Regions from separate parts of the Mus musculus genome. Here regions 1 and 3 are each linked to region 2. The links are chromatin loops, found by intact Hi-C in ENCODE. Cell type or tissue: heart. All regions are shown on one strand.

Evidence for each region. Peaks named below come from ENCODE experiments on the same cell type or tissue, not always from the same donor. Only the 100,000 strongest peaks of a DNase experiment are listed, where the experiment ranks them.
Region 1: a loop joins it to region 2, with 2.6 times the contacts of the local background. A loop is called at or near these places in 11 of 42 quality-filtered maps.
Region 3: it touches region 2 in a loop (3-fold over the local background); 15 of 42 quality-filtered maps call a loop at or near these places.

Annotation. Positions count from the first base shown.
Region 1 is chr9:77,402,227-77,410,226 of GRCm38, reverse strand. No RefSeq gene overlaps it. Among named protein-coding and RNA genes, the nearest start is that of 5730403I07Rik, 6.8 kb to the right of the region's middle. In heart, a CTCF peak has its summit at 3,135 (motif pointing left); no DNase peak of the experiment used is centred here.
Region 2 is chr9:77,592,365-77,600,364 of GRCm38, reverse strand. No RefSeq gene overlaps it. Among named protein-coding and RNA genes, the nearest start is that of Klhl31, 40 kb to the left of the region's middle. In heart, no CTCF peak of the experiment used is centred here; a DNase peak (open chromatin) is centred at 3,784; H3K27ac peaks cover 374 bases.
Region 3 is chr9:78,036,093-78,044,092 of GRCm38, reverse strand. No RefSeq gene overlaps it. Among named protein-coding and RNA genes, the nearest start is that of Gcm1, 12 kb to the left of the region's middle. In heart, a CTCF peak has its summit at 4,801 (motif pointing right); a DNase peak (open chromatin) is centred at 4,852; H3K27ac peaks cover 406 bases.

The DNA of each region.
Region 1 (8,000 bases), 190 kb after region 2:
CTATTATCTGTGTTGTTTTGGATCTTGTTCTTTCACACATAGGACATGTTGAAGATTTATCATGCAGATTTGTGTAGCTGGCCTTCCTCTTCCCCACCGTGTGAATGTATGAATATGGTTCTGTTCATCATACTCTTGATTGACATCAAGTTGCCTCACTTTTCAAACAGTATGAATCCTGCTGTTGGGGTCGTCCTTCTGTAGAGTGTCAGCAAGTGTTTCTCTTTACACTTCATCTCTGGACTAAGGGTATGATGTAGCAGGAGACTTGTGAATGCCTGATTCATGAGGGACACCAAATTTATCCTTTCAAAGTAATTATTTCAATTTATAATCATGCTTATAGTATGTAATAGTCCCTATGACTTATATCTTTGACTGCTATTGTTATATCCAACTTTACATTTTGTATTAATATATAATATAATATGCATATATGTAAATGTTTCATAGTACATGCATAACAATCTTCTGACTTTATTATTGTCTCTGTTAAAAATTATAGTCACTCTACCCCCCTTCAGTTCCTATATGTATCTTTTGGATACTTCATAGAACTTGTCTATCCTTATTGTATCATGGGTATTGCTATGTATAGTACTTGGTGTATTGAAAATGTTGTCTCTTGGTGTGTGCATTGTGGTCTACCAGGCTTTGATAAATGAAGCATAAGGGAGATTTTAGAAAATGCAACACAGTTGATGTATTCCTCGTGGCTTGCATTAAGAGATCTCCCCTACGTTGAAGTCACAGGCAGAAACTCCTAGATTCCCTTCCAAATTACCCACGGTACTTCACTCTCTCAGTACATGGAGAGACAGAGAGAGAGAGAGAGAGAGAGAGAGAGAGAGAGAGAGAGAGAGAGAGAGAGAGAGAGAGAGAGAGAGAGACTGGCTATATGTGTGTAATACCTCCAAAACTTGAGGACTTAGACACTTTCTCCTGAATAGACCGACCACATCAGTGCCAAGAGTCAGGACAAGAGGCGCAGCACCCACCCAGCAGGACCAGGTTTCATTAGTGGACTTGTGGGAGCATGCCAGCATACTAACCAAGCACTTGCAGGGTCATAGGGGTTCTCGGGTGTCCTCGGTGTCCTGCAACTTGCCATGTAGACCAGGGTAGCCTTGAACTTACAGTAATCATCTTACATCTGTCTCCCAGGCAATGCAATTTTCAGGCCTACGTCGCCATGCTCAGCTTTCTAGGGGCAGCATGCGACACAGGCTCAGAAGTTATTAAATGTATACCATCGCTTCCAGGAGAAGACAAGGGGAATGTCTCACTGCAGGTTCCATGGCACGAAGCACGCTTCTGCCCAGACATCTGTGATTCAGTAATTATCCTCAGAGGCCAGATGTAGTTCATCAATTAGGCATCTTTTCAGAAAGTACTGTTGTCCCTTAACAGCACTCACACAATGCTACAAAAGCCAATGCTACAAATTGGAAGGCAAAGTGTTTTGTTAAGCCTCTCTATTTTCTCACATTATGTGGGAGTGTGTGTGTGTGTGTGTGTGTGCATGTGTTTACAAGGAGTAGGGATTCACATTTTACAGGTTTCAGTTTACATGTAAACTTGGCACTTGATCTCACGCTGACTCCCTACTACCCATGTTGTTCACACAGTAGGCTATCACAAGCTTTGGTACTTAGCCGAATGCCTGGCTGTTTGGGTGGGGGTAGGTCCTGTCCATCTTCAAGAGCTGCTTTGATCTGCTAACTTGTCTAGGCTGCAGACACAGTTGTGCAAACCTTAATCTAGGTGCTGCCACGAAAGAACTTTGCATATGTAAGGAGAGTCCCGATGGGCTGGCCATAAGTAAGAGGATTATCATGGATGGCATGGGTGAGCCTGGTCAGAGCTGCTGGAAGGCATCAAAGGCAGGACAGGTTTTCCCAGGCGTTTTGACACTGTAGATGGCAGCTTTGGTCTGTTTCCACACAGTCTTCTTGAGCTCCTGACTTTCAGTCCTGACAGCTACGTGAGCCAGTGGTGCTGATGGTTTGGCTCTGTGTCCTGCTGCCTGCCTGTCACATCATATAAACATAGATGTATATATACATGCAAAAATTCTTTAGTCCTGCTTTGGTCTAACTTTGGCCAACAGACTGTTTTCTCTTTCATATAAATTACGAAGCCTGCTTTACTGTACAAAAAGCTTCCTGCATGTAACTATTTTGTTCCTGTGTAGATCTTTGTATCATTGGTGAACAATAAAGGTTTTTCTTTCTAGTCTTAATGCTGTATTCTTTTCTTTTACCTTGCCTTGCCAGGTATTTTAATATAATTGATCAAAAATCTTGGAGAGAGAGAGAGAGAGAGAATGGTGTGTATGTGGTGTGTGTGATATATATGTAATGTGTGTGTGGTATGTGTGTGTGTGTTGTGTGGTATGTGTAGTATGTATGTATGTGCATATGTGTATATGTATTTGGGGGAAAGCACCTTTGGCTCCAGACTTTAAAATGAATTCTTTCATTTTCACCGTAAGCAAGGCAAGGATTAACTTCATCATATCATTGGGTTTCTTTCTGTGAAGGTTACTGAATTTTCGTGGCGTTTCTTCTGCATCTGTTGAGATGACCCTGCCAGAATCTATGATTACTGGAACATCACATTACCACCAGCATGTCCAACTTTACTTGTGACACTGGACCTTCTGCGCTCCTCTGAACAAATTCAGTCCAACCACATTGTCATTTCTGTCCTTCTCTTCATTCATGTCACTGATAACTCATCGAGGGCTCTTGTTCTCATGTTCGTACGTGGCGGGAAATTAGCTTGCTTATAGTATTCATGTCTAGTCTGGGCATTCCAGCCATAGCCAGCTCATAAAACGAATGGGGGCGTACTTCCTGGTTTCTTTTTTGAAGTGGCATAGGTGTGGAATTATCTCGCCCTTAAGTACACAGGAGAGCTTGCTTCTAAGCTATCTGGATCTCGCCTTTCTTTATGGGAAGACTGTAAATACTGATTTAGTTTATAGGCAGAGTGTACATCATTAGATATTCCTAGCGTGGGAGTTTGTAAGGAGGGTGACCCGACCCAGCTGGCCACCATTGCCTTGCTGGTCTCTGCCCTCTAGTAACATCAAGTGAAATACGCAGAGGCTACAGCGACCCCCAGTGGCCTCTGAAAGGCATCTCTTAAAGGGACTGACAATCAGGGTGCTCCATCCTAGCCCGGGGAAGCAAAGGCACAATTCCTCTTACCTCATAACTATAGAAAGCCTGCCATCTCCTCACTGCGGTGAAGGCTTTGGTTAGAGAAAGAGACAAGTAGGAGCTGCAGAGGAATGCTTGGTAGATGGATGGACTAAGGAATATGAGGACACAGAGATTATGATGGTCCTGGGACTCACTGCTGTGTCTCATTCTGGCACTCAGCTTCTAGATGAGGGAGCATCCCAGGAAAGGGGCACTTGCATGGTTGTGGTACATGCCTGAGCAGGGGGGTGGGGCTCAGTACTTCAATGCCAATTACACCTTCTTTGTACCAACTCTGTCCACTCTGTATAATTGTAGACCGACAGATATTTCTTTCAATATTCGTAAAGTGTCTTGTCAAGTCTGGGTTACATTATCCTGTAAGAACTTAATTCTTAGTGGAGCTGTAAATTGTTGGAGATGTTGCCTTTTCTTTATCACACTGGGGTTTTGTTTGTTTGTTTATTTGTTTTCGAGATAGGGTTTTTCTGTGTAGCCCTGGCTGTCTGGAACTTACTCTGTAGAACAGGCTGGCCTCAAACTCAGAAATCCGCCTGCCTCTGCCTCCCGAGTACTGGGATTAAAGGCGTGCACCACTACCACCCGGCTCTATCACAGTTTTTAAGACTCTTTTTTCCTACTTGGGTATTTTGACTATCATATACCTGCCAGTTCAACTGATCCTTCCTGCTGTGGCTTTGCGATCTGAGGATTGCAGTCGATCGCCAGCCTGAGACCTTTCTCTGGAATGCCCCCTCAGTGCTGACTCTCCCCAGTCTCTCAGCGTTTCTCTTCTGGGTTGTTCTCTGTGTCCTCTTACCTTTTTCTCACATTTATTCATGAATTCTATTTTCTGCAGTGTCATTTGAAAGATATTTTGGGGCCTTAAATTCTACCTCACCAATTCTCTCCTCAGGCATACCTAACCCACCACTAGCCTACACAAAGCGTCATCCCTAGAAGCAACTTCTGTTCCCTTTGCTGAAGTGCGTATGAACTTTGAAAGCCTTCTACTTATTCCTTTGAAATGCTAAAATGTTTGGTTTGCATTTTATCGGGATCCCAGTTGTCTCAGTGTTTGTGGGTCTCCCGAGACTTCTCACTATTGGTCTTTGTTTCTGCCATGCAGCCTGGGCTAACCTGGAGCTCCTGGTGGTCCACCTGGCTTCAGGCTCCAAATGCGGGGACTGCAGGCTCCCGCTGTTCTGCCCGATTCACTTTACTGATTTTAACTCAAGATGCTTATTTCTTCTGGCATGCTGAGCTTTTACTGTGCAGTATTTTTTTTTTTTAAACAATTTTGTCTGTGAGACATCATTGAGATTCTGAACTTGAAATGCTTGGCTTAGTGAGTACCTTAGCTTCCATGCTGCGGCTTGATGTGAATTAGAGACTGAAACCCATTTTCTTGTGAGCTGATTTTTAACAGCTTTGAAGGACAGACTGTCGCATCCCTCCCTGTTCACTGGAGGAAAGACAACGGCTAAATAGACTATCAGTCCCGTTTTCCCTGGGGTCGGGTGCATCACTCACAGTGCACGTTTCTCTTGGGGGTCAGCACTGGGTGTGGTCTCACTCTTGTGCCAGTCTAACTTCTTGCCAGACATTCTGAAGACACTGGTGATTAGCCAGCACATTTTGGGAAGAAGAACTCTCTTGGATTTTAGGAGCCCCAAACGATGTGATTGGCAGTAGGCTAAGATGACCTTGCTTTGAGGGAAGACCTATCCAGATGTTTAGTAACAGTCTTTCAAGTTCCACCAACATTTAAAAGCTGTCAAGGAAATAACGGATGAAAGAAAGAAAGAAAGAGAGAAAGAAAGAGGAAGGGAGGGAGGGAGGGAGGGTGGAGGGGAGAGAGAGAGGAAGAGAGGAAGGAAGAAAGAGAGAGAGAGAAAGAAAGAAAGAAAGAAAGAGAGAGAGAGAGAGAGAGAGAGAGAGAGAGAGAGAGAGAGAGAGAGAGAGAGAGAGAGAGGGAGGGAGGGAGGGAGGGAGGGAGGGAGGGAGGGAGGGAAGGAGGAAGAAAGAAAGATTCAAAGATTGAAAGAAGGAAAGAAAGAAGGCTCAAACTTTCAGAAGTCTGGATCCAGGAGCTTTGTAAGACAGTCACAGAAAGCATTGGTTCCTTTAGCCAGTGTTTGCTTTATGTGACAAGCACTGTTCTAGCACAGAAAACAGTGATAATGTGCAATAGAAAAAGCCTGCCGTCTGTGGACCAGCATTTTCTGCATCGGTAAAGTCAGTGCTGGGCAGCCTCCACTCCGAGCAAACCTACATAGAGTTTTATCAGAAGCACTTTCTCCACCAACTGTTTTATTTTGCCAAGACCAACCTTACAGCCCACATATGGTGACTTCTGTGATGAAATTGAGGCCATTGCTAAACAGCCAATACTTCCTGATTGTTGCTCATTCCCATCAATGTGAAACTGTATAAAAATACACAAGTGGAAAAGTCTACTTCTCTGAAATACAAAAGATTCCTTTGCCATACCTGGACCGACACACTGCATACACTGTTCTTATCTTTGTGGGCTCACTAAGCCATGGCCAACCTCCCAACAATGATAGGAACTCACACAACCTCCCAACAATGATTGATAGGAACTCACACAACCTCCCAACAATGATTGATAGGAACTCACACAGATTTGTTAAAAACAGGAAAAGTACTTTGATCCTGGAGTGCCCCAACTTAGAGGCCTTGTATCCACCAAATATTCTTTAAAGATAAAATGCCTTTTAAAAAGCCATCAACATCGTATTCTTATGAAAGCTCATTTTTGTTTAATACACTGGATTCGCCCTGTGTGCCGTTGTCCTGTGTGGTAGTTTGAATGAGATAATCCCCCATATGTTTTGCATATTTGGATACCTGGTTCCTCATTCTTGGTTGTTCACAGAGATTCGGGGATGTGGTCTTGCTGAAGGAATCATGCCACTTGGGGGGTGGGTTTTGAGGTGTTGAAAGACTCCTACCATTCTCAATGTACTTCAGGGTGCGCTCTGCCCCCCTGCTTGCCGTTCAAGGTCTGAGCTCTCAGCTGTTTCTAAAGCCTTTGCCTCACTTCATGGCCTCCAGCCTTCTGGAGCTATAATCCCAGTTAAATACTTTCTTTTATAAGTTGCTGTGGTCAGGGTGTTGTATAACAACAGCAATAGAAACATAACTAAGATATCCTGTTTACTGTAGTCATTTACTAAAATTACTCTCACAGAATCTCAGGTGGCACCTTGTCTCCCCGGGGAAGAGGGAAGTCTTTCCATAGCAACTGCCACAGGGGAGGGCCTCTCATTTCTCTGTCTTGTGTCTGGTTTTGCTGCTACATCCTAAAACCTGTATTCTTAGTCTGGATATTTTTTCTCATTATTTCTTGTTAGCACCGTTTTGTTAGAATGTGACTTCCATATTTATTGATATTGCTTAATTAAGATGATTCTACCATGTATGTACTACAAGACAAACACTCTTCCATGTTCCTCCTCTTCTATCTACCCATCCATGCAGAGACATCATGTTCCTCCATACAGTCTGTCTCGCCTGGTCACAACTGAGGTAGGCTGTCAGCTACTTGACCATCAGTGGGACTAGAACACGTGACAGAAGCAGTCTAAGAGAGGGAGGATTTGTTGGCTTTCTGGTTCCAGAGGCATCAGTCCCCTCATGGTGGAGGGTGTGACAGAGTAGGGTAGCTGACATCTTGCCAGCTGGGAAGCAAAAGGAGAATTGTGAGAAGCCAGGCAAAATACAGCACTAAGGACTTAGGCCCCACTGGCCTACTTTCTCTGACAAGACTCCACCCCCTACCTTTCATCACTATCCAATAATGCCATCATTCCATGAGCCTACCAAGGAATTAATCCTCTTTTTATATCATAGCCCTCAAGGCCTAACTGTCTCCTGAAGTGTCATCACGGACATCCCTCCAGTGTGCCTCACTGATGTCTTGACAAATCCAATTACATTGATTATCAGGATTAACCATTACATATAGTAATCAGTGGTGGAACTAAAGGGTTATGAATCTGTTGACCCAAATCTTTTTGAATGACTGACATCTTACCAGAAGGTATTGGCCATTGCTGTCTTCCTTTTGGAGAGCTGAGAGGCAGAGTCTGACTCACATCTGCTTCAGAAACCTTCCTGCTGTAATTCATGTGGATCCCCCTTAGCGAATCATATTTCCCAAGTCACAGTGCAATGCTGTAGTGGTTTGAAAAAGCTTGGCGCAGGGGGTGGCACTATTAGGAGGCATGGGTTTGTTGGAGTAGGTGTGGCCTTGTTGGAGGAAGAGTGTCACTGTGGAGGTGTGCAATGAGACCCTCCTCCTAACCACATGGTGGCTAGTCTTCTATCGGTCTTCAGATGGAGATATAGAACTCTCAGTTCCTCCCACACCATGCCTGCCTAGCTGCTGCCATGCTCCCACCTTGATTGGACTGAACCTCTGAACCCATAAGCCAGTCCCAACTAAATGTTGCCCTTTATAAAGAGTTTCCTTGGACATGATGCCTCTTCACAGCAGTAAAACCCTAACTAAGACAAATGCTAAGTTGTAGGATTGGTTTAAATTGGGAAATACCTAAATATGGAACTGTTTGAGGAATCCCTAGTTATTGTTCATCTTTTTTTTTTTTTTGGGTAGTGTATTAGTCAGGGTTCTCTAGAGTCACAGAACTTATGGATAGTCTCTAGATAGTAAAGGAATTTATTGATGACTTACAGTCGGCAGCCCAATTCCCAACAATTGTTCAGTCGCAGCTGTGAATGGAAGTCCAAGGATCTAGCAGT
Region 2 (8,000 bases):
AGGCTTTCCTGGAACTGACAGAGACGGAGTGTCCTACAGCCGTACTGCAAATGCTATCTGTGAGCTCCATCACCCTTAGGGTCTTGGGTTAATTCTCCTGAAAACCATTTCCTATGTCTGCCTTTCTCACAGAGCTACCATCGTGAATCAATGTTCCTTGAGACCTAGGAAGCAAGTCCCTGAGCCAGAGGGGACCATGTCTGGTCTCTATGTTATAAATCACTGTTTCAACAACCCCAGTGCGCACTGTCTTTATCTCTGTGGAAGACTGCTGTCTTAGTCACAGCTGATGCATGACTCAAAGAAAATGTTACCTTTTACTTCAATGTCTGTTTTTGTCCTGGGAAAATCCCAAGCCATTCTTCTTTGCTGGATACTTTTCTTGACACCCGTAGCTTCTGAAAGCTAGAACTGTCCAAATTGTGAGCCATCTGACTCTGTTCCCTTACTGGAACCAGGTCAGGTGCCTGAGAGGTTGGTACCACCAGCCCCGGGAGCTGTCAGGGGTACATCTCATCTCTTCCTCCACTCCTGCCTGTAGGGCTCTTATTTACTTAGCTGTCGAGCCAGAATAGAATCAGACACCATTCTATCTCAGACCCTTCTTTGAGCGGAAGTACCCAAGGCACACAATGCTGGTCAGCAAAGATGGCCTAGGTGCAGCTAGGAAGGTAGTAACTGGAAGCAGAGCCTGCAGTGGCACATTAGAGGACAGCCAAGCCAGGACAGAAGAGGGGCTGGGTTCACCTTCACGGCTAGCACCAGCAGCAAGACCCATAGTCATCACCACCACTATGACTTCCTCCAGAGAGGCACTGGAAGATCCCGAGAGGAAAATGAAGGGGGGTAGTGAAGCACTTTCTCGGGAGGCAGCAGGGGGATACTTTATAAAGCCCTAAAGGTTACCCAAGACAAACATTTCTGCAACATTGTATTCAGTTTTATTTTCAAATAATTTTCCTTGCAACAACAGCTGTCATCTACAAACTACCCCAGGTGCAGAAGGTACAGGCAAACGTTACACAGGTGGAAGGCAGATTATTATTATTTAAAAAAAAACAATTTAACAAATGTTAGGATCAACTGTAGTTGCCTGTATCCTTGTTTGGAGTTTTTGTGTCTCCTGTGAAATCTCAAAATGGAGAGTCCCATCAGCTTCTGTCAGACACATCCTGGAGATTATCTGGAGAGTTCTCAGGCACCAACCACTCTGGGGGAAAAGCCCAGAATTGCTTTCTTAGATGCACCTCCCCCTCCACGTGATCAGAAATGTAGTTAGGATGAAGAACTGCTGTGTTAGCTTCGAGGTCCCAGCATATTGGTAGATTAGGAAGATGGAGAAGCCAGCCATGTTTCAGTAAAGGTGCTGTGCTGCCTAGCCTTATAGCAATTTTGAAGGAACTCTAGCTAGCTGGAGCATGACACATATGGTTCTGGCAAACCTTGCCCTTCTCCCTCATTCCCTCTGCCTTGCTAAAAACTGTTAGATTACATTCCTAAAGCTAGCCCCCAAGGTCTATTTCCTTATTTGTCCATTTCCTCTTTCTGAGGCCGACTGTCATGGTCCAGTTATCAAAGGATTGAAGTCATCCAGCAATCCAAAGCCCTCTTTGCCCTCCTGGCAAAGGCAATCAAACACCATGTTAGTTGTGGTGTTCTTATATCAGCCAAGGCCAAAGCAGTTCTACGGTTATCCTAGCTTGATGCCTAGCTTGATGGCTAAAGCTGTTTTATGCCTAGAACTCATATGAATCAAATCAAATTCAGGCAGCACAGCCGGGGAGGAAGAAGACAGAGGTCTGTGGACTGCTGTGCCACCCACAGATCAGCACTAGGCAGGCCTTAGACTTGCCACTACATGTTATAGTTGCTTGTATTCTCATGCTAATTAGGTTTCCCCCAAACCTGTTTGTGGTGTGTCCCACATGTAAAACTGAGGGACCCCCCACCTCCAGTTGGGTTTGATTGGTAAATAAAGCTGCTCTGGGCAGAGAGACAGAGGCTAGATTTATTATTATTATTATTATTATTATTATTATTTTGGTTGTTTTCAAAACAGGGTTTCTCCGTATAGTCCTGGATGTCCTGGAACTCACTCTGTAGACCAGGCTGGCCTGGAACTCAGAAATCCATCTGCCTCTGCCTCCCAAGTGCTGGGATTAAAGGCGTGCGCCACCACTGCCTGGCTAAAGTTTTTTTGGTTTTTGTTTTGGTTTTTTGGTGTTTTTGAGGCTGGACTTTTAGGATTCCCCAGGCAAGGGACCTAGGAGGAAGAAGGAGGCATCTTCCAGTCCAGGAGAAGGAGAACCAAGACACCACACCAGAGAGAAAGAGCAGCATGGCGGACTGTAGGAGCTGGGGTAACGCAGCCCGAGAGGGCTGCATATCTGGGTCTAGGATAGCCAAGATAGAATATAGGTTTTAGTAAAGTAATAACTTGGGAATATTGGATAGAGGTAGTTTAGCCACGTGGAGGTTAGGAAGTAGCCCAGCCATTGAGCTATTTAAGGCATATACAAATATAAAGGCTGTGTAAATGTGTCTTTCATGCAGAAACCCAGAACACTGGGGCAGGAACTCAGCCGAAGTTGCTGGTAGGATAGATTTGAGTAGCATTAACTGGGTATTGCTGGGTACTGCTACACCATGTAGCACGGATGGAAGATGTCACCCCAGGCCCCGGGCTCTGCCAGCTACGTGGCCAGCCTGCAGTGGGAGTCTCCACAGTGAATGGGAATGTAGTGGTCAGATGGGAGAGAAAGAGAAGTGGAGCAGCTTGAACGTTATAAAGAGAGATAGACATCGAGACTCCAGGGTAGCCTGTTGAAAGTGGCCAGCCCTGGCACCCGGGGCAACAGTGAGGTCCCACCTCAAGCTGCCACTGAGGGCCGTGTCTGAGTCTGGGGTTCAATACCAACAAGTCCATGTTGATGTCCCATGTGACCACTAGTGAACATGAGGACGTCCCTGGTCGAGGCAGCTGCTGGGGACCATGTGGATGTCCAGGGACGTGCAGAACTAGCTCTGTGCAGTCGTTGGAAAGTGAGGGGTAGAAAGAAATGCCTTAAGAAACAAAGTGTCAAAGGCACACACGTTTGCATACTCTTTATGCTGTTCACCCAGCCCTGGGCTCCCAACAGCAGTGAGTGACTCCCAGAGGGTAAGAGCTTTGTTATGTTCAAAATGTTAGAGCAGCTGTACAAATGCCCACTACGGAAAAACTCCTTCTGGTCAAGAGAACAGAATCTTTGGCCTGGTGGAGACCTAACATTCTAGTTGGGCCAGGCAGTTACCCTGGGACAAGAGACCACCCCCAGGGAAGTAAGCTCACCTTAAGCCACGTTAAAGAGATAGGCTTGCTATTGTTCCTTTAACAGGATACTGTAATTTTCTTTTCTATGATCCCCACCCCCCAGTACAGTCCCTAGGAGCCACCATGAGCTTTGGAGGGAGAGGTACAACTTAGACAATTTCTTCCTCCCTCCTTCCCTCCCTCCCTCCTCCTCCTCTTCCTCCTCCTCTTCCCCCCCCCCCCACCTATCCTATGCATTTCCTGATACGTTGGGCGTCCATTCTCTTTCTCTAATGCTACCTACCTCTCACATCCTACCTTGTAGCTGCTTTTTCATCATGTGTCTGATTTCCATGCCAGCTTACATTGAAATCCATGCTTGAGTTCTTTTACTAATAAGACTAAGATTCCCGAGGGGGAATCCTAACCCCTGTAATCCCATGGTCAGTTCAGACTTAACCTGCTTCTTCTCGCCATAACTTACAGCGCCCCTAGTGGGGAAAATGTCCTAGGAAATTGAAGCAGCCTGCCCTGCCCCCTAGTGGCGATAGCCTAGAAGAACATCTGTAAAGACTAGCTGGGAATTATCGCGAGTTTCTCAACCTACCCTGTCATTTTACCTTTAGTTTGGTATATATATTCACACACGCACACACACATGAGAAGCTGTGTGTTTGAGAAAAGGCTTGTTGCCATTCTAATGGGGTTAAATTTTCTAATAATGTTCCACATTCTACTTGACATGAGTTCTTTTCCTGTCCTAGATTTCCCACCCCTGGTGCTAGCACACCTGGGCAAAATGGGGCTCTGTAGTTTCCAACACTGTAGTCTCTCGGAGCAAATGCTCAAATAAAATTCTATAGTAATGATCTAACAGCAAAGTAGCCTGCTATGGTCCCCGAGTTTAATCAGGCTTACTTATAGAAAGTTCTTTTAGCGTCTGCGTTTCACTGATACTGATTGGAATGGTGGTGACATTTGCATCTTATACAATTATTTCGTGATTGGCTCCTCCATACTGCCGACACACTGGAATGCTGTTGCCAGGAAAGACTGTCAAACTCAAAGATTACCCATCCCGGCAGCTTTTTGGAATTTACCTCCTGTCACCTGTAATCTGCTGATAAGACAAAGAGACATTCTGATGTCTTTTTTTTTTTTTAATTTTAGTTTTATTTTAAATTTATTTTTTACACTCCATATTCCATTCCCCGGCCCCCATCCACCCACCCACCCACCCTCCGACTGATGTCTTTTTAAATATATGGGGGGGGGGCAGGGGACTGGAAAGCAAAGAGCACCGCATCCACAGAGAGGTAGAGTGGTCCTATTGCCTGGTAACAGTGCTGTTCTTTGGTGACGACATTTTTCTTTGTGTTTGTTTTGCAAGTTGCAACTGTCTTCAAACTGCAGTCACATTTTGAGACCCAATAATATGGTTGGCAGCGTAATTTGTAGTTACAGGGTCTTTTACAAAATGATGATATTTAAGATTATCACGCAATTAGGGCAAAGGAAAATAGTGCTCATTCTCCGAGCTGAGGATGGGCTGCGAGTCTGGGTTCTAATTAACCCAGCAGTTGATTCACTGTTGTTTCTGTAGCTTGGGAAAGTGATCATGACAGTCTATATTCCCAAGCTGGCCTGATAAAATGTATGCCTGTTTACTGGATTCTGTTTGCCTCGCACACAGCTGGGAGAGAACATGTTTTTCTCCCCCAATAAATGTGTACAGCACCGCCCCTGGAATTATGCAAGTTTCCGCAGATAAAAGCAACCAGCCAGGCATTTTGAACAAGCACAGAACAAGTACAAATAGCAGTGAGGCTTAAGAGAGAAAGCGCTATTTCCAGTGCTAGGTAACAATAGACGCATTAAGAGCCCTGGCGAGCTAGAAGCAGGATAGGCGGGACGAGAGACCTCTTGCTCCACATTGTGCCTTCTGTTTGTGGAGTTAAGGCTTTAACTCCAATGCTAATATGGAAAAGAAGTCTGCTTGGGAACTGCAGGTTTCTGCCTTGTTCCAGGCAACCAGAGATTAAAAAGAGTTGTGAATTCCCTTCCTGGTATAGCTGTGGAGCTGCAGAGCCCTATGAAAAGAACCAAAAGGGGTTTGTTAACTGAGAGAGGCAGAGATAGAGAGACAGAGAAAGACAGAGAGTGACAGAGAGACTGAGACAGAGGGACAGAGACAGGGACAAAGAGAGACAGACAGGGAAAGGGAGAGAGACAGAGACAGTCAGAAAGTGGGGAGAGTGAGAGGCAGGGAGAGAGGGAAAGAGGAGGGGGGAGAATGCATAGCATTTGAAACCTCAAAACCCACCCTCCGTGATATACTTCCTCCAGCAAGTTCATAGCTCTTAAACCTACTCCAGTGTCACAAACTGGGGACCAAGTATTCAGAAGCTTGAAACTATGGAGACATCTTATTAAGCCACCACAGTCTGGTAATTGCTATTTAGTGCTTCATGTAGGGTTGGGTTCTCTTGGGCTCTTCTTGTCCATGATGAAATACAGATGAATGGATAGTGTTACACAGACACACACACACACAGACACACACACACACAGACACACACACACACACCATGCACCATGGATAAACAGATTTGATCTTACTTATACCATTTAGCACTTTTTAACTTTCTGAATCTGTTAAGTCAAGCTTTTAAAAAACTTGTAAAGCAAGTCGGGTGTGGTGGCATACGCCTTTAATCCCAGCACTCGGGAGGCAGAGGCAGGCAGATTTCTGAGTTCGAGGCCAGCCTGGTCTACAAAGTGAGTTCCAGGATAGCCAGGGCTTAGTCATATTATATTCAAATATCGACATCCCCTTATATTATCTGTCTGGGGCATCTCTCAGGCATCCTTTCCATCTTGGTCCCTGAATAATCTTTTAGTTAGCTAATACTCACTTTGTTCTTCCTTATATACCTGTTGAGTGTCCACAAATGCGTATTTCATTTATCAGCATTGTATTGGGCTATTTTCTGCAGTTCTGTTTTTCCTAATTTTTATTGTTTTATGTGCTTAGTCATTTTAGACTATTCAGTAGATACCTGACTGACCTGAAATTCCCAGACATTCATACATTCTGCCATGCTAGTGTGTGTGTGTGTGTGTGTGTGTGTGTGTGTGTGTGTGTGTGTGTGTGTGTGTTTTGAATGTTGCAGAGACTTGGATTATAGACCAGTGTCTAAGCCTCTGCCTGTGAGGCTCCTGTGAGCCCTGGATTAGGTTTGTGCTCCTTTAGAAAAGATTAACATTTGCTTCTGCCAAACAGCCCAAGGGTAAGAGTTCATTAATCCATTAATATGTCAGTTATTCAGACTAAGAGTTTTGAGTTCTGGGAGATAAACCGACATCCATGCCCAGGAAAGTCGTGATTGTGGATTATGGTGGAAGATGTTTTCCTCCAGTGGAAGCCAAAATGAGCTAAGCCAAGTGCCTGCTTCATCCCTCTCAGTAGATGATTCTTCAAGTATCTCTTGACCACAGAAAACAGCGTTATTCAAGAGTCCCCTGCAGGAATATTTCTTATAGCACTTGCATATTAAACTTAAAGGAGTGTTTGGCATAACTTATTCACCATTTCTAGTCATTCTATAATGTGAAACATATTCTATATTGTTAGAAATGGATGTTCTATGTGTGGCTTTAAGACAAAAATCTTAAAATAATTTTTTTTACCTAGGTTAGAGAATTTGGTTACGTGGTACAGTGATCATATTAGCTAATTAACAAACTAAAGAGAATTTGTCCTGGCTAACGTACTACTAACTCACAGATCTTGGTGGAAAGGGACCAATGCCACTAAGCGATGAGATCATCAAGCAGAAAATGGTACAAACTGAAGACACCTTGGAGATTCATTCATTCATTCATTCATTCATTCATTCATTTGTCAAGTATCCGATATATGCTTATAGCATGGACAGTGCTGGGATTCAGTTCCTTGTCATAGATCTCAATTTGAGCAGCAGACAAGGAACTGCGAATATTTAAATAACAAAGACGCAGAACCTGACAAAAGTGCAGAGAAATGTAACTTTGTGGGCAGGAGGGCCAGAGCGGGGAAACAGGGGAGGGAGAATCTTCTTTATGAGGACATAAGAATCAAAAGGTGTCCTAAACAACTAGAAAGAGCCCGTCAAGAAAAGCCACTTGAGGTGGGGAGGAGGGGCTCCCAGGTAGGAAAGAGGCAGTCCGGAGAAGAGCAGGCTGGAGGTTCACTCAGGGAGACTGTCTGCAGTGTAAGCTGGGAGAGTGGCAGAGAACCTGAATTATAGGCCGGAGCAGGCAGAGGGTCTGAAAAGCCAGAAACTGACATTGCCTGAGTTGGCCCCACATGGGGCTTGAATCATCTCTTCCTCATTCTCTAATCTGCAACTCCCCACAGCCAGTAATCCTCTTGCCAACTGCCTTATTCAGCCCTGCGTTCAAGCAAGCTGCTGTCTACCACATCAAATACCTCCAAGGCCCACGCAAGCCACAGGAATGCCTAGAACACCTGCTTCTGGGGTATTTTGGACCTCTTTCTCCAAATCCCCAGCCTCTGCAATTAGTGAGTCTATCTCGGAGTTCTTGCATCTGTTGTTTTTATGTAACTCTGTCTGCACTCACTCAAATAACCACTAATCATGTTTGAGTATAATAATGTGCTCTTAAAGTTTTAGAAAATACACAGTCCCTGATATATGATAGACAA
Region 3 (8,000 bases), 440 kb before region 2:
GCTTAGAATTTCCTATGTAGACCAGGCTAGACTCAAACTCAGGACATAGATCTCCTCTGCCCCCCAAGAGCTAAAATTAAAGGTGTGAACATGACTATGTTCACCCAAAGTGAACATTTTTTTAAAAAAAAATTGTAATCTAAATTAACACTGCAACTCAACTACATTTGACAAAAATTCTCATGAGGTGTGTGAGGGAGACACAACCATATCCTTTCACTTTATTTCCTGTTTTCGTACCCCCTCCTCCCAATCCCACCCTTACACATCCTTTCTCCCATGACCCACTACCCTTCTCCTCAAAGAACGGGAGGCCCCACTTGGGTACCCCAACCCTGGAACATTCAGTCGCAGTAGGTCTAAGGGCATCATCCTCTCGCACTGAGGCTCAACCAGGCAGTCCAGGTAGGGATAGGGGATCCAGCGGTAGGCAACTGAGTCAGAGACAGCCCTGCTCCAATTGTTAGGGGACCCACATGAAGACCAAGCTGCACATCAGCTACAATGTGGGGGGCGGGGGGAGCCTAGGTCCATCCCGAAGAGTAATATTTTTGAACATCTTCACAAATGACTTCAATAACTGACCCATCAGAAGGCGATCTGATGTCTCACATGGGTCTTTGCTTCCAGCATGCTACGATTTTCATGTCTCATAGTCTCTGGAGGCTCCCCTGCCCTCACAAGACTTGCAGTGAAAAAAAGGTAAACAACATCTTGTTGTATCATGAAAACAGCTCCGATCTTAAAACATCTCCTCCTACAAGGGCAAAAGAACCGTTCGCTAAAGAAAACCGGGGCAGCGTCGCCACTTTGTGCTATAGAAACGTCCGTCGTACCACTCACAGGCAAGTCCCCACTTGAACCCTCACAAAAACCCTTGGAGGTCGGCACGTTTCTGACAGAAGGACCGGAGCCCCTAAGGGGCCAGCCTGAAAGATCACACACTCAGATGCCTGTTTAGACCATGCAGATAACCGCACAGCCGCCGCAGAACCTTTCATCATGTGCCTTTATCCAGGTAAACAGCTGCCTAGAACGCTCAAAGGAGTTTCTAGCCAGTGATTACGATAGCTAACCTTCTGCCTCTAGAATGTGGTAGAAAGATGGAGACCCAGAGAAATCCATGGAACGACGCATGATGTAAAGCGCAGCCCTCGGAGGCAGGGCACATCCCACTTACTGACAAAAGCTTTTCATTCTAGGGCTTGGGGCGCCAGGATGGCCTCATCTGCAGCAAATGGATGAGACGATGGATGCTATTTGAACTACCTGAGGCACGAAGTGAGCCCAATGATTGCCCAAGATGTTGGCTAGTGGGATGCTTTCATCTAACAAACCCCCTGGCATCCAAAAGGCCAGGCACGTGACTGAACCCAGAAGGCTCTTCTCCTGACTCTGTTTTGTTTTTATGTTGGGGACGCCGCGGACCGGGACCTGGAGCCTGTTAGGACAAGGCTCTTTCCAGCTGCATCCTCACCTGGACTTTCCTTTTAAGAACACGAGCCTAGTTTTTATTGAAAGCTATTGTAGCCATCTGTCTTCTAACCGCTTCGGTTTTGTCAGAACACATGGATCCAGGGAAATCCACAAGGGTATTGACCACTTACTGACATAAAACCTATATGGAAAACTCTGTGAAAGCAAGAACTTTCTGAGCAAACTGCTTGTTTACTTATTTACTTATTTACTTCATGTGTGTGTATTTTAGTTTTTTTGGGTTGTTTTGTTGTTGTTGGTTTTGTTTTGAGAGAGAGAGAGGTCTCCTGTAGCTGGAGTTGACCTCAAACTCTTCTCCTGATTTTTCTTCTGCTACTGTTTCTCAAGTGCTGGGATCTCAGGTCTGCACTACAGCTGGCTTAGTTACCCCCTACCCCTTTCTCATACACACACACAGTGGGAAAATACATACAATATAGCAGATATGGTGGCAAGAGGGTTGTCAAGAGTTTCAGGCCAGTCTAGGTTACAGAGTGAGACCTTGTCTCAAAAATAAAATAAAATAAAAGTGTTGGGTTTTTTTGTTTGTTTGTTTTTTGTTTTTTGTTTTTTTTTATGTAGGGGCTTCTGACATGCTTCACAGTCAAAAGTGCTTGCAGCTAAAGCATGAGGACCAGAGTTCTGATCCCGGCACCCACATAACAAGCTGGGCATCTTGCATATGTCTGTAACTCCAACTTGGAGGGATCTGATGCTCTCTTTCTGGCCTCCATGTGTGAAGGAGCATATAACTGCTCTCTGTCTCTGTCTGTCTGTCTGTCCACACAGACACAGAGGATTTTGAAAATCTTTTAGAAATATATACCTATTCACAAAATATCTCCTTAGAGCCACCTTAAATGTACTGCTCAGCATCAATCAGCATTGTCACTGATGTATGACTGTCACCACCACTATCCCACCCCCAGACCCTTGTAAAGCTACAGCATCCCACAGCTCCATCAACCACCGTTTTGGTTCCTGATTCACAGATTTGACTCTTCTGGGTGTTTGGTGTAATAGAATTGAACAACACGTGTCCCTCTGTGGCTTGTTGATATCCCTGGTCATAATGCTGTCCAGTCTCACCCATAGTGTAGGACTTCCTGTCTTAGAGGATGTCCACTGTACACACAGGCCTCATCTGGCTGATCCACCGGTCCATTGATGGAGATAGGAGTTGTCTCCCCTGCATCCTTCATATGCAGATTTGCTCTTCAAGGGGAGGTGGTGCCAAGAGTGGACCCAGGGAGTTTCCATATTAAACATTTGTTTGACCACCAAGCTACATTCCCAGATACATGACCAACCCTTGAATACTGCTGTCTTTGCAAGCTAGTATACGACCTACAAAGCAGAGGGGGCAGTACACAGGGGTCAAAGAAATGATGAGCTGAGTGCTGTCAAATGTGAGAAAATTCCTGTTGCAGAAGAGGGGCACATTTTTGTCTTTGTGCTCTTTTCTTTCCAGAGGTGTTACTAAACTGTTCGTTTCATAATATCAGGGACGTCACTCCTTTTAACGTCACATTCCATTTAATACCAGTCCAGCCCACCCCACCCTACATTGCAAGGCAAGCCCGCTTCTCAGGGCAGAGTAGGCTGCATGAGATTCTGTACGAGAGAGAGAGAGAGAGAGAGAGAGAGAGAGAGAGAGAGAGAGAGAGAGAGAGAGAGAGAGAGATGGGGGTGGCATTTAGAATAATGTACAATTCAAAAATGTTTTATCTGATCCACAACAGTCTTAAAAGAAAGAAAATGCAAATATTTATTTACTTATATACTTTGGGGACTGAAATCAGGCCCTTTGGCTACCACTAAGCTAAATCCCCAGCCTCCTGTGCAGTTGCACAGACACAGCTGTGTAGGACCTCAGGCAATGTGGGACATCAGGCCTTTGACGGCCTCTCCATCTCTGTCCCCGACATCTCGGGAGCTGTGATTAAGCAGCGAAGTCACCTCACTACAATGATGCTGGGTCCTCTAGAAGAGCAGCCATTACTTGGAACTCTGCCCCATCTTTCCAGTTCCCACCAGCCAGATGTTTTAAATCGCTTCCTTTTTCCTCTCTTTTCTATTTCTCCCTGCCCCCGTCTTTCAACACTGAATCTCACATAGCCCATACTGCCACTGAACCCCCTATGTAGTCAAAGCTAGCCTTGCCTTGAACTCCTGACTTTGCTGCTCTTCTAGAGGACCCAGGTTTTGTCCCCAGCCCCCACATAGCAGCTCACATCTTTCCGTAATTCCAGTCCTAGGAGATCTAATGCTCACTTCTGGCCTCCTCAGGCACCACACACACACACACACACACACACACACACACACACACACACAGAGAGAGAGAGAGAGAGAGAGAGAGAGAGAGAGAGAGAGAGAGAGAATACATATACATGCATGTAGACAAAACACTCATACAGATAAAATAATAAACACATTTAAGAACCTGTGGATGGTCTGTCTGTGCAGACTCGCTTCCCTACCCCAAACACTGCTAGGCAACCTCAGAGGCGTTAAAAGCAGTGCTAGGTGTGGCAGGAGGGTGCGGAGGAGACCTGGATAGAAGAAATTCGAGTGCAGAAAGACAAAGCAGACATCCAAGAAACAACTTGGCTAAGGAGATTGTTACAGCCTGGACCGAAGCAGACATGGAAGGAAGGGAAGCCTGCTGGCTCAGACTTGGTGGTGGGCATACTGAATGCCAGGAAGGTCAGCTTTGGATGAGACAAAGACACCATGGAAGGCTAAGCGACTGGGTTTTACTCCTGTGTTTGCGGATCAAGTAAAGATCCCGTCCCCAGCCCACGTTTTCTCTTTGGGAAATAAACAAGCTTTAGATGTGAAAATGTTTGGAATTTGAGGCCATAGGAAAGACTGGGATGGAAACACACTGAAATTAACGAATTAACTGTGTCTAGTTAATGAGACTTGGGGACCTCAGCCATTTCTATCATCCTATCCTTGGGATGGCTGTGTCTGTGTCTTGGTACTTCCAGCTTTCTGAATATACTGTGGCCCTAGAAAGAAGCAAGGGTGGCCAAGCGATTATTTGACAAATGTTTTTATTTCCTTGGCTCTTGAGGGTTTTTGATACTGAGCTGTCTGCTATAGTGATACCTTCTCTTGAGAGGGTCACCCCCAGCAGGGAAGGAGAGTGGAAGGTGTGAAAAGGGAGAGTTACTGGAGAGAAGGGTGGGGGGGGATGGGACAGGGACAGAGAAAGGAAGACTTGGCCTGATCCGGGTTTCTACTAGTTGCGACCCAGGGTCTTAAAAACCCAGTCATGGGTATGAGAAGTCGTCGTCTGCTGCTGCAGTCACTGACCACACGGTGGCGCCCGCGTTTTGTGTGGTGCCTAATCTGCAATTCCTCCTGTGGCCATCGGGGACGTGGAAGAGCAGGCTGGGTTTTCTCTGGTGCAGCAGTTCCTTAGCAACTCTGCCTACAAATAGTTCCTCTGGAATGAGAAAAGGCAGGAAGCAAGTGTTTGAGCCAAGCATTAGCATTAAGATCTCTCTCTCTCTCTCTCTCTCTCTCTCTCTCTCTCTCTCTCTCTCTCTCTCTCTCTCTCTCTCCTCTCTCGGGGAGTAGGGGTGGAGCCTGTCACAGAGCATGATGAAGACAGAGGATAACTTGTCCGCGTTAGTTCTCCCCTACTATATAGCAAGGATGGAGTCCAGGTTTGACTGCAAGGGTCTTCAAACGGTGCTGAGCCATCTCAGTGGGTCAAGACAGCCTCACTCACTGAACCCAGAGCTAACCAGCTAGCTAGGCTGGGGGGCAGCGAACTGTAGGACTCGCCGTGTCCACTCAACTCTACCGGAGCTGCATCTCCAAGGAGATGAACTCAGGTCCTCATGCTTGCACAGAGGACAGGTTACCAGTTGATATTAGCCTCAGGACATGCACCACAGCCTTGGGCCATCGCCTTAAAACCATGTCCACAAGGACCAGCCCAGCTTCCTAGCCCAGTCATTCTGATACTACTAGTTAAATAACACACATCTCCAATACATCTCCAAACCATCACCCTGTGGGCAGTCTTAACGTCCTACCTCATTGAATAAAAGAAGCCACCAGGCAATACACTTCCTCCAATACACTGTCACATCACACCTACATGGCCAGCCTTCCTGTCCCTTGTAGTACGTAAACAGTCATGGATCCAGAGGGCACTCCTTTGTAAGCCTTGGATTTAAAAAAAAAATCCCCTCATCACCATGGGAACATAACTCCTCTAATTTCTATCTTTTCCCCATGTGGATGGTCTCATCTCTGCTGGGTTATCCCCACTAGTACACAAACCTACCTACAATTTCTCCTTCTTTCTTCTTCTTCTTCTTCTTCTTCTTCTTCTTCTTCTTCTTCTTCTTCTTCTTCTTCTTCTTCTTCTTCTTCTTCTTCTCCTTCTCCCTCTCCCTCTCCCTCTCCCTCTCTTTCTCTTTCTCCTCCTCCTCTTCCTCCTCTTCCTCCTCCTCCTCCTTCTTCTATTATTATTATTAGTGGGCCCCAACTTTTCTGTTGGTTCCATCCCTTTCTTCCTCTTTTGCCATTCCTGGGAATTTTCATATTCTCTGCTGATGGCAAAGTTTTTGTCATTCTCTTGGTTTCATCCCTACAGTTGAGTTTTTGCTCAGACCATTTCAAAGAGCCTGCTTGGGATTGCCACATCCATGAAGCCTGCTGTCAGCATGGTCCAGCATTGTCCTGGCCTTACGTATAGAGGGCTCAGACTTCCCTTGTGGACTCCCAGGGACCATCATCTGCCTCCTCCTCCTCTGATTGGCTCTATGATTCCCCCTTTCTCCCCATTTATGAACGCCACTAAAGACTCAGTCCTCGCACTTCTTTCTGAATGTAAGCCCCGTCCTCTGATGAGTTCCTTTGTCTCTTGAATACCAGTTGGTGCCACAATTCCCAGATTCATTTCTTGAGCTCAAACTTCTTTCTTCTTCTCCGAACTTTGTGACTTGACATGTCACCACTCACATCTCCACGTCCTTGCTTAGCTGATGCTAGAACCGACACCTCCTAACCCACTGCTTTGCCCACCGTCATGCTGCAGTCAGGGGCAGCCTGGTCACACCTAATCCCAGGAGAAATCTTGTCAGCTCCACCTGCAGAACAGCCCCTGCACCTGTGCACCTGGAGGACTTCACCCGGATCCTACAATCCAGCATCCAGCGTGATCTTACAAAAGCCAGAGCAGTCGTGTTTGCTCAGGACGCACTCTATCCTACACTTCCACCAGAAAAGAAGCCTAATTTCTCAGAAAACCATTCAAGATCGTTTCAGGGTCATCCAATAAAAAGATAACGTGACCTCCCCTCCCCTCCCCTGTTGCCATATCTTACATTTCTTAGAAGCTGTGATTACAAAGTCAGAAGAAATAGGTGAAATCTGGCTTTAGTGATGGAGGAAGAGGTCTCCAGAACCACTGTGCTAGGAACTAACCATCAAGTTACCCCGTGAAGAGAAACCAGAGACCACGGTGGATCATTGATACATAGACACTTACACATGGAGATCAAGTAACACGTGGGTTTCAAAAGAAAAGAGAAGTAAGTGAAGTGAGTTTTAGTAGTATGACTTTAAGGTCTTAAAGTTTTTGTTTTTATTTATTTATTTGTTTGTTTATTTATTTATTGTACATGGACTAGCATGGCCTCTCTTCACTGGGTGGTCTGGAATACTCAATTCAAGAGTGCACTTAGTCCAACATAGTGACACCTGTGTCCTTTGCACACTGATGGGAACATGGGCCCCACATGTTCAACTTGTATTTCTGGATCAGGTAGTGTGACAGTTTGAGTAGATGCATCAGGGGTGAGAACTCTGGCATGACTTTCCTGGGTGACTCCGGTCCAGCTGCTGGTGACCCATCTTACCTTCAGATGGCCGACGAGGGAAAAGGCAAGAATATGCTTTAACCCCATACCTCACAAACATTCTTGTCGCCACATGAAACCCATACAAATAAAAACGCATTCTCTGTTTGCATTTATTTAGCCTTTTCAAATGCCGTCAGTCTGGACCAGCCACACTTCCAGGTAGTTGGAGTCACATCTGGCTAGAGGTCTCCACGTTGTGTGGCGGGTCTGGAACCCACAGTCTTCTGTCCATCTCTCAGGCTGCACCTCCCACTGCCCCCAACCTTGCTCACTGCTCTAACCTCGGGCTTCAGCTGAGGAATAACACAGCCTGGTCCCTTGCTCTGCATGGCCCTCTCATGGATGCCCACACAACTAGTAGTCACCTTCCCCTCTCTCCTGCCTGTTCACGTGACTGACTACCATTTAGATGGCAGCCATGGCATTTCCCACCTGACCCTGAAGGTTCTCTCTGTCATTCACCTCCTCCCCTCCCTCCACTCTTATCCCCTCTGCTGATCTGATCTTCTGTCGCTCATCCTCTGCTCTGGTAGTGAGATGGTCCTAAAACCTACAACACTCTCCGGTACACAGCAGACCCCGTTCCCCTCCCCGCTCCCCCCTGAACACTTCAAGAGCGAATGGATTCATGAG